2 separate regions of the Homo sapiens genome follow, and region 1 is linked to region 2. A link is an interaction called in ENCODE POLR2A ChIA-PET data of the cell type or tissue named here. Cell type or tissue: PC-9. All regions are shown on one strand. Links, peaks and the distances in the headings refer to the core of each region. The heading gives the core; the rest is flanking DNA.

What was found. Peaks named below come from ENCODE experiments on the same cell type or tissue, not always from the same donor. Only the 100,000 strongest peaks of a DNase experiment are listed, where the experiment ranks them.
Region 1: POLR2A ChIA-PET joins it to region 2 with 7 read pairs; 3 of 35 experiments call an interaction of 5 or more read pairs at or near these places.

What each region holds. Positions count from the first base shown.
Region 1 is chr2:227,688,738-227,695,095 of GRCh38, forward strand. The region is part of intron 4 of SLC19A3 (solute carrier family 19 member 3); the gene reads right to left. Among named protein-coding and RNA genes, the nearest start is that of SCYGR5, 25 kb to the left of the region's middle. In PC-9, for the core only: no CTCF peak of the experiment used is centred there; no DNase peak of the experiment used is centred there.
Region 2 is chr2:227,594,027-227,602,162 of GRCh38, forward strand. SCYGR2 (small cysteine and glycine repeat containing 2) reads left to right here and starts at 4,867. Exons shown (of 1, transcript NM_001395403.1): 1 at 4,867-5,229. The coding sequence starts at 4,867. The coding sequence ends at 5,229. RefSeq lists an enhancer at 4,333-4,502. In PC-9, for the core only: no CTCF peak of the experiment used is centred there; a DNase peak (open chromatin) is centred at 4,185; H3K27ac peaks cover 1,013 bases.

The DNA of each region.
Region 1 (6,358 bases), core at 200-4,199, 93 kb after region 2:
CATCAAGATCATCCAGGAAAACGTTCTCACCAAACAAACTAAATAAGGCACCAGGGACCAATCCTGGAGAAACATATACGACCTTTTAGACACAGAATTCAAAATAGCTGTGTTAAGAAAACGCAAAGAAATTCAAGATAACACAAAGAAGGAATTCAGAATTCTGTCAGATAAATTTAATAAAGAGATTGAAATAATTAAAAAGAATCAAGCAGAAATGCTGTGGTTGAAAAATGCAATTGACATACTGAGAATGCATCAGAATCTCATACCAGCAGAACTGATCAAGCAGAAGAAATAATTAGCAAGCTTGAAGACAAGCTATTTAAAAATACAGTCAGGAGACAACAGAAAAAAGAAGAATGAGGCACACCTACAATACCTAGAAAACAGCCTCAAAAAGGAAAATCTAAGTTATTGGCCTTAAAGAGGAGGTAAAGAAATAGATAGAGGTAGAAAGTTTATTCAAAGGGATAATATCAGAGAGCTTCCCAAACCTAAAGAGATCAATATCCAAGGACAAGGTTACAGAACACCAAGCAGATTTAACCCAAAGAAGACTACTTAGAGGTATTTAATAATCAAACTCCCAAAGGTTAAGGATAAAGAAAGGATTCTAAAAGGAGCAAGAGAAAGGAAATAAATAACATACAAGAGAGCTCCAATGTCTGGCAGCAGTCTTTTCAGTAGAAATTTTAGAACCAGGGAGTGGCATGACATATTTAAAGTGCTGAAGGAGAAAAACTTTTACCCTAGAATAGTATATCCAGTGAAAATATCAAACCCGAAGGAGAAATAAAGACCATCCCAGACAAATAGAAGCTGAGGGATTTCATCAACACCAGACCTGTCCTACAAGAAATGCTGAAGGGAGTACTTCCATCTCTAAGAAAAGGACGTTCATGCGCAATAAGAAAACATGTAAAGGCACAAAACTCACTTGTAATAATAGGTACATAGAACAACACAGAATATTATCACACTGTAACTGGGGTATGTAAACTACTCTCATAAGTAGAAAGACTAAAAGATGAACCAATCAAAAATAGTAACTACAAATTTTCAAGACAAATAGTACAATAAGATATAAAGAGAAACAACAAAAAGTTAAAAAGCAGGAGGACAAAGCTACACTGTAGAGTTTTTATTAGTTTTCTTTTTGCTTGTTTGTTTATGCAAATAGTCTTAAGTTGTTATCAGCTTAAAATAATGGGTTATAAGATAGTATTGCAAGCCTCATGGTAATCTCAAATTGAAAAACATGCAATGGATACCCAAAAAGTAAAAAAGAAATTAAATTATATCACCAGAGAAAATCACCTTCACTAAAAGGAAGAAAGAAAAGGAAAAACACTGCAAAACCAGAAAAGAAATAACAAAATAACAGGAGTAAGTCCTTACTTATCAATCTAAACTCTTCAAAAGAGAGTGGTTGAATGGATTTTTAAAAAGACCCAATGACCTGTTGCCTACAAGAAAGACATTTTACCTATAGAGACATACATAGACTGAAAATGAAGGGATGGACAAAGATATGCCATGCCAATGGAAACAAACAAAAAAAGAGGACTTGTAGCTATACATATAGCAGAGAAAATACATTTCAAGACAGAAACTGTAAGAGACACAGGTCATTAAACAATGATAAAAGGGTCAATTCAGCAAGAGAATATAAAAATTGTAAATACGGCCAGGCGCGGTGGCTCATGCCTGTAATCCCAGCACTTTGGGAGGCCGAGGTGGGCAGATCATGAGGTCAGGAGATCAAGGCCATCCTGGCTAACACGATGAAACCCCGTCTCTACTAAAAATACAAAAAATTAGCTGGGCATGATGGCAGGCGCCTGTAGTCCCAGCTACTCGGGAGGCTGAGGCAGGAGAATGGTGTGAACCCGGGAGGTGGAGCTTGCAGTGAGCTGAGATCGTGCCACTGCACTCCAGCCTGGGTGACAGACCGAGACTCCATCTCAAAAAAAAAAAAAAAAAAAAAAAAAAATTGTAAATTTTTTTTAACGTATGGAGCACCCATATATAAAGCAAGTATTAGAGCTAGAAGGAGATAAGAGAATCCAATACAGTAATAGTTGGAGACTTTAAAACCCCACTTTCAGCACTGGACAGATCTTCCAGAGAGAAAATCAATAAAGAAACATCAGACTTAATCTGCACTATAGAAAAAATGGACCTAATAGATATTTACAGAACTTTTCATCCAATGGCCACAGAATACACATTGTTCTCAGCATATGGATCATTGTCAAGGATAAACCATGTTAGGTTACAAAACAACTCTTAAAACATATTCAAAAATTTGAAATAATTAATATCAAACATCGTCTCTGACCACAATAGAATAAAACTAGAAATCAACAACAAGAGGAATTTTGGAAACCATAGAAACACATGGAAATTAAACAATATGCCCCTGAATGACCAGTGGGTCAATGAAGAAATTGAGAGAAACTGAAAAATTTCTTGAAATAAATGATAATGGAAACACAACATGCCAAAACCTATAGGACACAGTGAAAGCAGTATTAAGAGGGAAGTTTATAGTTACAAGTGCCTACATAAAAAAAAGAAGAGAGGCCGGGTGTGGTGGCCCATGTGTATAATTCCAGCACTCTGCGAGGCTGAGGCAGATGAATCACTTGAGCTCCAGAGTTCTAGACCAGCCTGGGCAGTATGGTGAAACCCTGTCTCTACCAAAAATACACAAAAATTAGCCAGGTGTGGTGGTGCATGTTTGTGATCCCAGCTTCTCAGGAGTCTGAGGCAGGAGGATCACTTGAGCCCAGGAGGCAGAAGTTGCAGTGAGTAGAGATTATCACGCCAGTGCAGTTCAGCCTGGAGAACATAGTAAGACCCTGTCTCTTAAAGAAAAGAAGAAAAAAAAAGTCATCTGAAATAAATAACTTAATGATGCGTCATAAAGAACTAGAAAAGTAAGAGTAAACTTAACCCAAAATTAGTAGAAGAAAGGAAATAATAAATATCAGATCAGAAAGAAATGAAATTGAAATGAAGAAAACAATACAAAATGTCAATGAACAAAAAGTTGGGTTTTAGAAAAGATAAAACTGACAAACCTTTAGCCAGACTAAGAAAAAGAGAGAAGTCCCAAGTAAATAAAACTAGAGATGTAAAAGGAAACATTACAACCAATACTGCAGAAATTTAAAGGATCATCAGTGGCTACTATGAGCAAGTATATGCCAATAAATTGGAAAATCTAGAAGAAATGGATAAATTCCTATATACAAACAACCTATCCGATTGAACCATGAAGAAATCCAAAACCTGAGAAGACCAATAATAAGTAATAAGATTGAAGTCATAATAAAAAGCCTCCCACTAAAGAAAAGCCCAGGACCCAATGGCTTCACTGCTGAATTCTATCAAAGAACTAATTCCAATCCTAACCAAACTATTCTAAAAAACAGAGGAGGGAATACTTCCAAACTCATTCTACAAGGCCAGTGTTACCCTAACACCAAACCAGACACATTAAAAACAAAAAACAACTACAGGCCAATCTCTGATGAATATTGATGCAAAAATTCTCAACAAAATACTAGCAAACTGAATTCAATAATACATTAGAAAGATAATCTATCATGACTAAGTGGGATTTATCCCAGGGATGCAAGGATCATTTAACATATGTAAATCAATCAGTGTGATAAATCACATCGACAGAATGAAGGACAAAAACTATGATCATTCAATTGATGCTAAACAAAGTATGTGATACAATTCAACATTCCTTCTGGCTAAATACCCTCAAAAAACTGGGTATAGAAGGAACATAGTCAACATAATAAAAGCCATATATGACAGACCTACAGCTAGTACCAGATTGAATGGGAAAAAGCTGAAATGCTTTACTCTCTAAGATTTGGAACACGACAAGGATGCCTACTTTTACCACTGCTATTCAACATAGCACTGGAAGTCTTCTCTAGAGCAATCAGACAAGAGAAAGAAATAAAGGGCATCCACATTGGAAAGGATCAAGTCAAATTATCCTTGCTTGCAGACGATATGATCTTACATTTAGGAAAACTTAAAGACTCTTACCAATAAACTATTAGAACTGATAAATAAGTTCAGTATATTTGCAGGACATAAAATCAACATACAAAACTCCATAACATTTCTATATGCAAACAGAACAATCTGGAAAAGAAATCAAGAAAGTAATCCTATTTACAATAGCTACAGATAAAATACCTAAGAATTAACTAAAGAAGTGAAAGATCTTTGCAATGAAAACTATAAAACACTGATACAAGAAATTGAAGAGGACACACACACACAAAATGGAATGATATTCCATATTCATGGACTGGAGGAATCAATATTGTTAAAATGCCCATACTATCCAAAGCAATTTACAGATTCAATGCAATCCCTATTAAAATGCCAAGGATATTCTTCACAGAAATAGAAAAAGCAATTCTAAAATTTATATGAAACCACAGAAGACCCAGAATAGTCAAAGCTATCCTAAGCAAAACAAAACAAAATGAAACAACAACAACAACAACAACAAAAAACTGGAGGAATCACATTGCCTGACTTTGAATTACACTATAGAGCTATAGTAACCAAAACAGCATAGTTCTGGCATAAAAGCAGACATGTAGACCAATGGAACAGAAGAGTGAACCCAGAAACCCAATAGTGAACCCACACACCTACAGTAAACTCATTTTCACCAAAGATGCCAGGAACATACATTGGGGAAAAGACAGTCTCTTCAACAAATGGTGCTGGGAAAACTGAATATCCGTATGCAGAAGAATGAATGAAAGTAGACCCCTATCTCTCACTATATACAAAATCAAGTCAAAATGGATTAATGACTTAAATCTAAGACCTCAAATTATGAAACAACTACAAGAAAACATTGGGGAAACTCTCTGGGACGTTGGAGTGGGCAAAGATTTCTTGAGTACCCCACAAACACAGGCAACCAAAGCAAAAATGGACAAACGGGATCACATCAAGTTAAAAAGCTCCTGCACAGCCAAGGAAAGAGGCCACCCACAGAATGGAAAAACAAATTTGCAAACTACCCATGTGACAAGGGATTAAAAACCAGAATATATAAGGAGTTCAAACAACTCTACAGGGAAAAAAAGTCTAATAATCAGATTAAAAATGGGCAAAAATCTGAACAGATGTTTCTTTAAAGGCATGCGAATGGCAAACAGGTATATGAAAAGGTGCTCAACATCATTGATAAGAGAATTATAAATCAAAACTACAATGAGATATTATCTCACTTCAATTTGAATGGCTTTTATCCAAAAAACAAGCAATAAATGCTGATGAGAATGTGCAACCTCTGCCTCCCAGGTTCAAGGGATTCTCCTGCCTCAGCCTCCCCAGTAGCAGGGATTACAGGTTCTCACCACCATGCCCAGCTAATTTTTGTATTTTTAGTAGATACGGGGTTTAATCATATTGGCCAGGCTGGTCTCGAACTCCTGACCTCAGGTGATCCACCTGCTTTGGCCTCCCAAAGTGCTGGGATTACAGGCGGGAGCCACTGTGCCCAGCCGTGAATATTTTTTTTTAATGCAAAGAAATGATATAATCCTACTTTAACAAAATCTTCACATTTAAAAAAAAGCAACCTAAGATACATGATTCTGATTAAATTAAGACATTTCCATGAAGAAAATAAACATACCAACTAATTGTTTTTTCCTTTGATGATTTTTTCCCAGAGTGCTCATATTTCTGTGTTGTAAATTGTTTATAAAACATTCTTCACAAATTGAAAGCAAAACTTGATGAAGCTTTTGTCTCCACTTCTTTCATGCAATTTGAAATTCAAATGTTTCTCATTTTTTTTGGTTAATAGCAAAGCATATTTTCTGTAGTCAGCTTTAGCTGTACTTTTATATGAAACCGAATGGTTTTTTAATCATTTTCTTAAAGAGATCTCTGAGAAAAAAGTAGAAGCAAAAATGACGGGAAATTCTAAATCCCAGAAATTATTTTTAGAAAATGACTGAAAACTAGATCTGGCGTGGTGGCTCACACCTGTAATCCTACCACTTTGGGAAGCTGAGGCCAGAGGATTACTTGAGCCCAGGAGTTTGAGACCAGCCTGGGGAACACAGTGACACTCTGTCTCTACAAAAATGAAAATTAAAAATTTAGCCAGGCATGGTGGTGTGCACCAGTAGTTTCAGCTACTCAGGAGGCTGAGGTGGGAGGACTGCTTGAGCCCAGGAGATCAAGATTGTGGTGTGCTATGATTGCACCACTGCACTCCTGCCTGGGTGAGACCCTGTCTCAAAAAGAACAAAAGAAAAGAAAAACTGCTTGGTTCCATACACGA
Region 2 (8,136 bases), core at 1,881-5,880:
CACAGAAAGAAAAAGTGACCCTACATGTAGGAAGATATAATTGAAAATATTTGAGACTGGAGGTCTTCTGAAAAATCAGAATTTTAAAAAGGTAGATCCATGTAATAAAGCCTAAAGTATTCAACAAAGAAGTCAATGAGATCTAAAGAAAGTGAAATTCTCCCAAAGACATAACAAGGAAGACTTACTTACCAAGTTTCAAACCTCCCAGAGTCATTTTCTGCAAAGTGGACTGGAGAAGAATAACAGAAGTAGTAGGAGAAAAACAAGGAATTTTGTCTCATAAAAGTCAACAGATGAGAATGTGTTAAGAAAGATTTGTCAACTGCATAGTGCTGAGAAGTCATCTTGCAACACTGTCAAAGAGCATATTGTGGACTCCGCCGCAGTGGAGGTCACGGGGGATTTGAGTTAGAGCATTTCACATGCAGGGGTTGTCTAGGGAGAAGTGGGGAAGTTTTGGAGGATTTTTGGTGAAGATTCTTATTTTTTATAGTAAGTGAAAAAACAATAACTCAATATATGTACCATAATCCCCAATTTTGTTTTTAAGTAGTGCAGATGGGTGGACATAAAATTCTGGAAGAAAAATAAAAAGTGAAGAATGGTTATTTCCATAAGGTGTGATTGTGGATAATTTTTTTCTTCATATTTCTGTGTATTTTTCAATTTTCTGCAATAAGCATGTATAACTTTCATAGTAGAAAAATATCACTAATTATACTTAAATAGAATTATAGGTAATATTTTGTTTCTTCATATTTTTTATATTTTAAAAGACATGTCAACACATTTTATTATGTATAATCTTTTAAAAGTTTTTTTATTTATTCTTTCTAAGAGAAGCAGTCTTGCTATTTTGCCCAGACTGACCTAAAATTCCTGGGCTAAAGGGATTCTCCAGCCTCAGCCTTTCAAATAGCTTGGACTACAGACATGCTCCACTGTGCCTGGCTTTTTGTGTATAATCTTTGAGACGGAGTTGTGCTCTGTTGCCCAGGTTGGAGTGCAGTGGTGTGATCTTGGCTTACTGCAACCTCCACCTTCCAAGTTCAAGCCATTCTCCTGCCTCATCTTCCCAAGTAGCTGGGACTACAGGTGTGTGCCACCATGCCTGGCTAATTTTTGTATTTTTGGTAGAGACAGAGTTTCGCCATGTTGGCCAGGCTGGCCTCGAACTCCTGGCCTCAAGTGATCTGCCCGCCTTGGCCTCCCAAAGTGTTGGGATTACAGGCGTGAGCCACTGCACCTGGCCGCTGTATATAATCCTATGCGTACTTTGCTGACTCCTCATCCCACATTCCTGCTTCCTCACCCAACACCTATTTTTTAGTGTCACTGTTCCCCTGCCTATCATCTAGAGGGAGGTTTTTTTTTGTTGTTGTTTTCTTGGCTTTTTTTGGACAATGCTCTCTGCAAGTGTGGCTGTCAAGGGGAGGAGAGACAAAGGCAGTAGCTGGAGGGGCACTGGACTCAACAGTGTGCTTTTTTTGCTTGAAGGGAGGAGAAATGCCACTTACAAGGTTTTGATGTGGATGGAAGAATCTGGAAGGTTGGGGGAGTGTTGATTGCTGTGTTTGTAGTGTCTAGGATGGGTGGCACTTCACAGATGCTCAGCAAATACCCGTGGAGTGAGGGAATGAGAGGAAGAGATGCCTGAGAAAGGAGATTTAGAAAGCCAGATGGAGGTGGTTTCAAGTGCACAGGTGCAGGGGCCAGTCTTGGATGGTGGGAGTGGGATCCACACCCACCTCCTCCTCCATGGTTAACCGAAGAAGAGGAGGACTGACTGGATTCCAGCACTTTTTTGCACAGTATGGTAGGAAGTGCCTTCTTGGAGTGAAGGGGTCGGAGAAGGCATCCAACATCTGAAGAAAGGGGAGAAGATAGGAAGTAGTCATTGTAGGAAGAGGGCAGGCCAGCTGATGGGAGAAGGGGAGAACCTGGAGGAGGGCAGGCAGCTCCCTCTGCTGCCATCTGTGGTGGTGATGACAGATCCCAGCCCCCTCTTTATTCTCCTGCCTCCACACCGTTGCCTCCTCATTTTCCCACTGTTGCTCTCCCTTCTTTTGTTATAATTTCGTGGAGATATGACCAAAACAGAAGGGGGAGAAAAAGAGACAGCTAAGTTTCAATTGGGGTGATTGGGGATTGATGACATTTGAACTGTGTCTTTGAGGAATGCTTGGGACGTCCCTGCTGGAAGAGGGCCCTTTAAATTAAGGCACAGCCACAAGGGAGGTGGGGGAGGAGGCAAGTTCAAGTTATGGTGATGCGGCTGGCATGTTTCTTGTGTGAAAGCAAAGGGTCTGTGTCAGAGGAGCAACCTGGTGCCTGCCCTGCATTTGCTCCCTTACTCCCAAGTGTCCTTTGCTTTGTTGGTTTCGTTCCTGTCCTTTGGTGAATCTTGCCCCCTTCATTGTTCTTGTCTCTGTCTTATTTCTAAGAGTGTGGTACAGTGTTGAACACGTGGTACCTGCACTGTAGATATTAACTTCTACTAGTAGTCATGATGTTAATTACAAACTTGCCCTTCTCATGTAGCCTTGGGCTACTCTAGAGCCTCAGACAGGAGATTAAGCTGCAAAGATAAATTGAAGCTAGATTATTTATTATTATTATTATTATTATTTGAGATGGAGTCTCGCTCTGTCACCCAGGCTGGAGCACAATGGCGTGATCTTGGCTCACTGCAACCTCTGCCTCCCAGGCTCAAGCGATTCTCCTGCCTTAGCCTCTCGACTAGCTGGGACTACAGGACTGCACCACCACGCAGGGCTAATTTTTGTATTTTTGGTAGAGACGGGGTTTCACCATGTTGGCCAGGCTGGTCTCAAACTCCTGTCTTTAAGTGATCCACCTGCCTCGGCCTCCCAAAGTGTTAGGATTACAGGCATGAGCCACCGCACCTGGCCTGAAGCTGGATTGTTGAGGGCATTTTAATGCCATACTAGTGAGTCTGAATTGTTGAGTAGGAAAGAAATGTTGAACATTAGAATATAGAGCAGCACAAGATAGCTTTTAAAATACAGAAGCACAAAAATTTCATAAAATTGTGTTAACATCATTATACCATATACTGACCATGTATAAGGATTTATACTTCATGAGGTCATAGTTAATAATAGGGACTATTTTAAAGTAGTTTGTTTCCTCAAGGACCAAAATCTTTCCAAGTCTCTGCTCTGGCAGTCTTCAAAGTGTGATCTAAGGACCTCTGGAGGCCCTGAGCTTATTAAGATACTCCTCCTTTTTCCAACTGCATATCTGTGTCAGGCTGGATTTTTACTCCAGCCAAAACACTGTAGGATAATAGATTCATCAAAGAAGGAGAATGAGAATCCAGCTGTCTTTGATCAAGACAGACATTAAAGAGATTGGCAAAAATATAAAATAATGGCCACTGTACTCATTAATTCTTTTTTATTTTGGAAAATGGAGTTTTTTTTCCAAAATGTATTATGTATGTGATCATGTAATGGGCTTATATTATTTAAAAATGAATTAATAAACTTTTTAAAAGTCTCAGTGTTAATTTAGAATGCAATAAGTATCTATAGATTTAAGCCATATAACAAGGACAATTTGGAGTTCTCAATACTTTTTAGGAGCATAGGGATCCCGAGAGTAATAAGTTTGAGAACCACTGCTCCAACCTTTCTCTTCTCTTTGGTCAATGTGTGAATGTGCTTTTCCAAATCCACCGTTAAAATCTGAACGTAGGACGTCCTGGGACTCCACACCTGAGAAGTAAATGAAAGCCTTGCTTTCCAGACTGAAAGGAAGTTCGGGGCGGGGTGAGGGGTGCGGAGTGCGGTACTCCCCCTCCCACTTAGAGAGTCACAGAGCACGTGACAAAGGCAAGCCACTGAGGACAGAGTCAAAAAGCCTGTCTGGCTTTATTTAAATTCATTATTTCTCAAAAATAGTCAAACCTTTTTTGTGTGTTGCCTTTTAATGTCCTGTGGAACGAATCTTCTACCAAATGTGTTTTGGGAAGCCTGACATTGATTAGTCCCCTTCGTCCTGAGTTCTGAGGAGCATTGCAAGGCCAGATGAGGGCATCTCTGGGGACAGTGGAGCTTCCTGGGGCCTCTGGACCCTTACTTTGGGGTTGCCTTGCTGCCAGCTCTGTCATTAAGGTGGGACCTACAAAGTGTGACTCATGCGAGAAGAATTCATTAGGAGGAAGAAACCCGAGGACCAGAAGGTACTGAAGCCGGATCTGAGGGCTGTGGGCTTCTCTAATGAGGCTGATCTTGATAATTCCCTAAATGAGCTCACTGTGTGTGCTGAGGGCTCTCCCAGGTAGAATAATCAGACATAGCCACTAACCTAGATGCAGGTGGCCTCTTTGAATTGTGACTTCCAGACCAGTGATAGAAAATAGCAAAGATTGGGAACTTCCTTTATGTTAGCTTCTGTGTTCTCCTTCTACTCAAGTAAACCCTAGGAATTTTTTTTGGAGAGATGTCAAGGGAAATATATGATTCTCCTGGGAAAATATTAGTAAGCAAGGAAACCATCAATGACAGATATATCTCTCTGGCTCATCTATTCAAGACTGGCTGTATTTGAAAATAGGGATAGGTCCTTGGCTGAATATTCCCACTGGATGGAACAGAGGTTAATTTAGCTGAACTGAAGATAAATGACTTAATGAGATGAAAGGTGCCTAATAGGGACATAAACAGGAGGTTTCCCTGTGGAAACTGAAATAAACAATAACAAGGAAGTGGTCATGTGTCTTCCCTCTCCTCTCCCCAGAGTTGGTACATAAGGGCCTCCCCCAGCAGAAGGAGGCATCAGACCTCCTCACCTCTCCTGAGTCCTCCTCACTTCACCTGAGTCCTCTCTACTGACACCATGGGTTGCTGTGGTTGTGGAGGTTGTGGTGGCTGCGGTGGCCGCTGTGGTGGCTGCGGTGGTGGCTGTGGTGGTGGCTGTGGTGGTGGCTGCGGTGGTGGCTGTGGTGGTGGCTGTGGTGGTGGCTGCGGTGGTGGCTGCGGTGGTGGCTGTGGTGGTAGCTGTGGCAGCTGCACCACCTGCAGGTGCTACCGGGTGGGCTGCTGCTCCAGCTGCTGCCCCTGCTGCCGTGGCTGCTGTGGAGGCTGCTGCAGCACTCCCGTGATCTGTTGCTGCCGCCGCACCTGCCACTCATGTGGCTGTGGCTGTGGGAAGGGCTGTTGCCAGCAGAAATGCTGCTGCCAGAAGCAATGCTGCTGCTAGGTGGCCGGCCTGGTTCCACCCCTGCCCAGGAGCTGTGGGAACCCTCACTGTCTCCTGCTGGCAAGGCTCTGCTTAACCCCATTCTGTCTAATCCTTTTTCTAACCTATCTGTCACCAGCAGATCCCCTTGGCTTCTGCCTCATGTGCCTTGTGCTTTGTCCTTCTGGGATCTTCCTTTGCCCACACACGGCACCAACTTGCCCAGACCACACAATGTGAAACAAACGGGCAACCGAGCAGCCGGTGATAACCAGATAAAGTCAGAGCCAACCAGGAAACTTAGTACTTTATTATTTTGTAATGTTCAATCTTTCCTAAATAGTCAGTCCTGGATTTCACCATTTTTCTGTTCACTGTCTGTGTGCAATCTTTTCCATTGCTTTTGTCTATATTTGCTCTTTAAAATTTCCCAGTAAAATGACTTGGTATGTCACAAAAATCTCTTCATTAGTCATTTTTTTTTTAATCGGTTCCTTCGTCGGCTTATCCATCCCTGTGCTGTGAGTCCAGTTCTGGCCCTCACACTCCTGCAACCTCCTGAAGCTGGCCATGGGCCCAGCCGCTGAACTTGTAGCTGTTGATCAGAGAGGCACAGAGCTCCCTGTGCTGCTGCTCTGACATGATGTCTTACCTGTGGGGTCTGTGTACTCGGACTCTCCCAAGGATTTTCTAGGGTGGGATGAGGGTGGTGTGAATTGATGGTGGTGATAGGTCTCTGTTTCTCCTTGAAATTTATCTAGGAGGCTGGGTGTAGTGGCTCATGTCTGTAGTCCCAGCACTTTGGGAGCCCAAGATGGGTGGATCCCTTGAGACCCGTTGTTCGAGACCAGCCTGGGCAATATAGGAGACCTCATCTCTGAAAAAAAACCCAAAATGTTAGCTGGGTATGGTGAAGTGCTCCTATAGTATCAGCTACTTCGGAGGCTGAGGCAGGAGGATCGCTTGATCTCAGGAGGCTGAGGCTGCAATGAACTGTGACAACATCACTGCACTCCAGCCTGGGTGACAGAGTGAGACACTATCTAAAACAAATTATGTAGGAAATGAAAAATGAGCCCCAAAGGAGGGGGGAATGGATGTAGCCTCTACCTTGCTGTGCTCAGTGGTTTCTGAAAAGACTGGAAAGTGTTTGCCAGGACAAGGAGGTTGAGCACTGTGGGGGGTGGGGCAGTTCCATGTAGCTCATGTCCTTGCTGGTGTTCTCGGCATGGCCTCCGAGACCACTACTAGGCATCAGTAGTCGTAAAGACTTGTAAATAAATAAGAAAGTTGGGGCTGGGTGTGGTGGCTCATGCCTGTAATCCCAGCACTTTGGGAGGCTGAGGTGGGAGAATCACCTGAGTCCAGGAGTTTGAGACCAGCCTGGGCAATATAGTGAGACCCTATCTTTACAAATAATCAAAAATTAGCCAAGCATAGTGGTGCACACCTGTAGTCCTAGCTACTTGGGAGGCTGAGGCAGGAGAATTACTTGAGCCCAGGAAGTCGAGGCTATAGTGAGCCATGATCACCAGCAGTCAGCTTGAGCAACAGAGTGAGACCCTGTCTCTAAATAAATAGGAAAGTCATTCTAACCCTGGTTATGGCAATGAAACAGATTCCACTTAGGAGGGAGGTTGGCTACAAAAGCTTAGAGAAGTGTCATGCTCATTCAAGGTGGGAGAAAGAACAAACTCGCCAAACTCGTATTAGATTGGAGCTCACCACAGTGTACCAGGCCCAAGGCAGTTTGCTTGCACTCAAAAATCTTTTTTTGACTAAATGTTCTTCATGATCTAGACTACGCTTTGGCAATTTTTTCTGTGAAGTATCAGATGTAAATATTTTCAGCCTTGCAGGCCACATGATTTGTTGTAACTTGTCAACTCAGCCATTCTACCTTTAAAACAGCCACTGACAACAATTAAATGTGTAAGTGGCTGTGTTCCAAGAAAATATTGTGTACAAAAGCAGGTGGCAGGCCAAAAGTGGGCATCAGTTTGTTGACCCCTGGTCTTGACATTGAACGGTGAAGATGAGTGCAATGTTGCACAGTGGTTAAGAGGGCTGGCTCTGAGGTCAGCCTGCCTGGGCCTGTTTTCCAACTCTCCAATTTAACAGTATATGCTTTGCAAAGTTATTTCAAGAATTAAATCAAATGATACATGTAAAATACCTAGAATTGTGCCCGCAACATTAGAAGAGCTCAAAAAGATTTCTACAGAGAACCAGAAAGGTTTAAGCATTGTGGAAGTACTCGTAATATAGATTTGACTTTCTTAGCGACTGGGGGAACATGTTCTCTGTGCTCCAATGTCCTGGTAGACCCTGATCTTGGCAGGACCACGTGGGGCGCCAGAGCTCTTTCAGGGAGTTGGTTCTCCTCTCCTTCCTCAGGGTTCAGCTCAGATCTCATTTCCCTCCATAGACAGGGCCTGCGACTGCTCTCCCAGTGACCAATGGGCCCCTCACATATCTTTAGCAAAACTTTTTCGCCGGGCGCGGTGGCTCACGCCTGTAATCCCAGCACTTTGGGAGGCCGAGGTGGGTGGATCACAAGGTCAGGAGATCGAGACCATCCTGGCTCACACGGTGAAACTCCCTCTCTACTAAAAATACAAAAAATTAGCCAGGGGTAGTAGCGGGCGCCTGTAGTCCCAGCTACTCGGGAGGCTGAGGCAGGAGAATGGCGTGAACCCGGGAGGCGGAGCTGGCAGTGAGCCGAGATCGCGCCACTGCACTCCAGCCTGGGTGACAGAGCGAGACTCCGTCTCAAAAAAACAAAAAAACAAACAAAAAAAAACCTGTTTGACGTTGGACTAGGAACATCTGCTCAGTCTGCCCTCAGCCTATGAGAACCATTTCCTTTTTCCGTTTCCTCGTTTCCCATCTTTATCTTCCCGAGTTCATGCACACACGTGCCGCTTT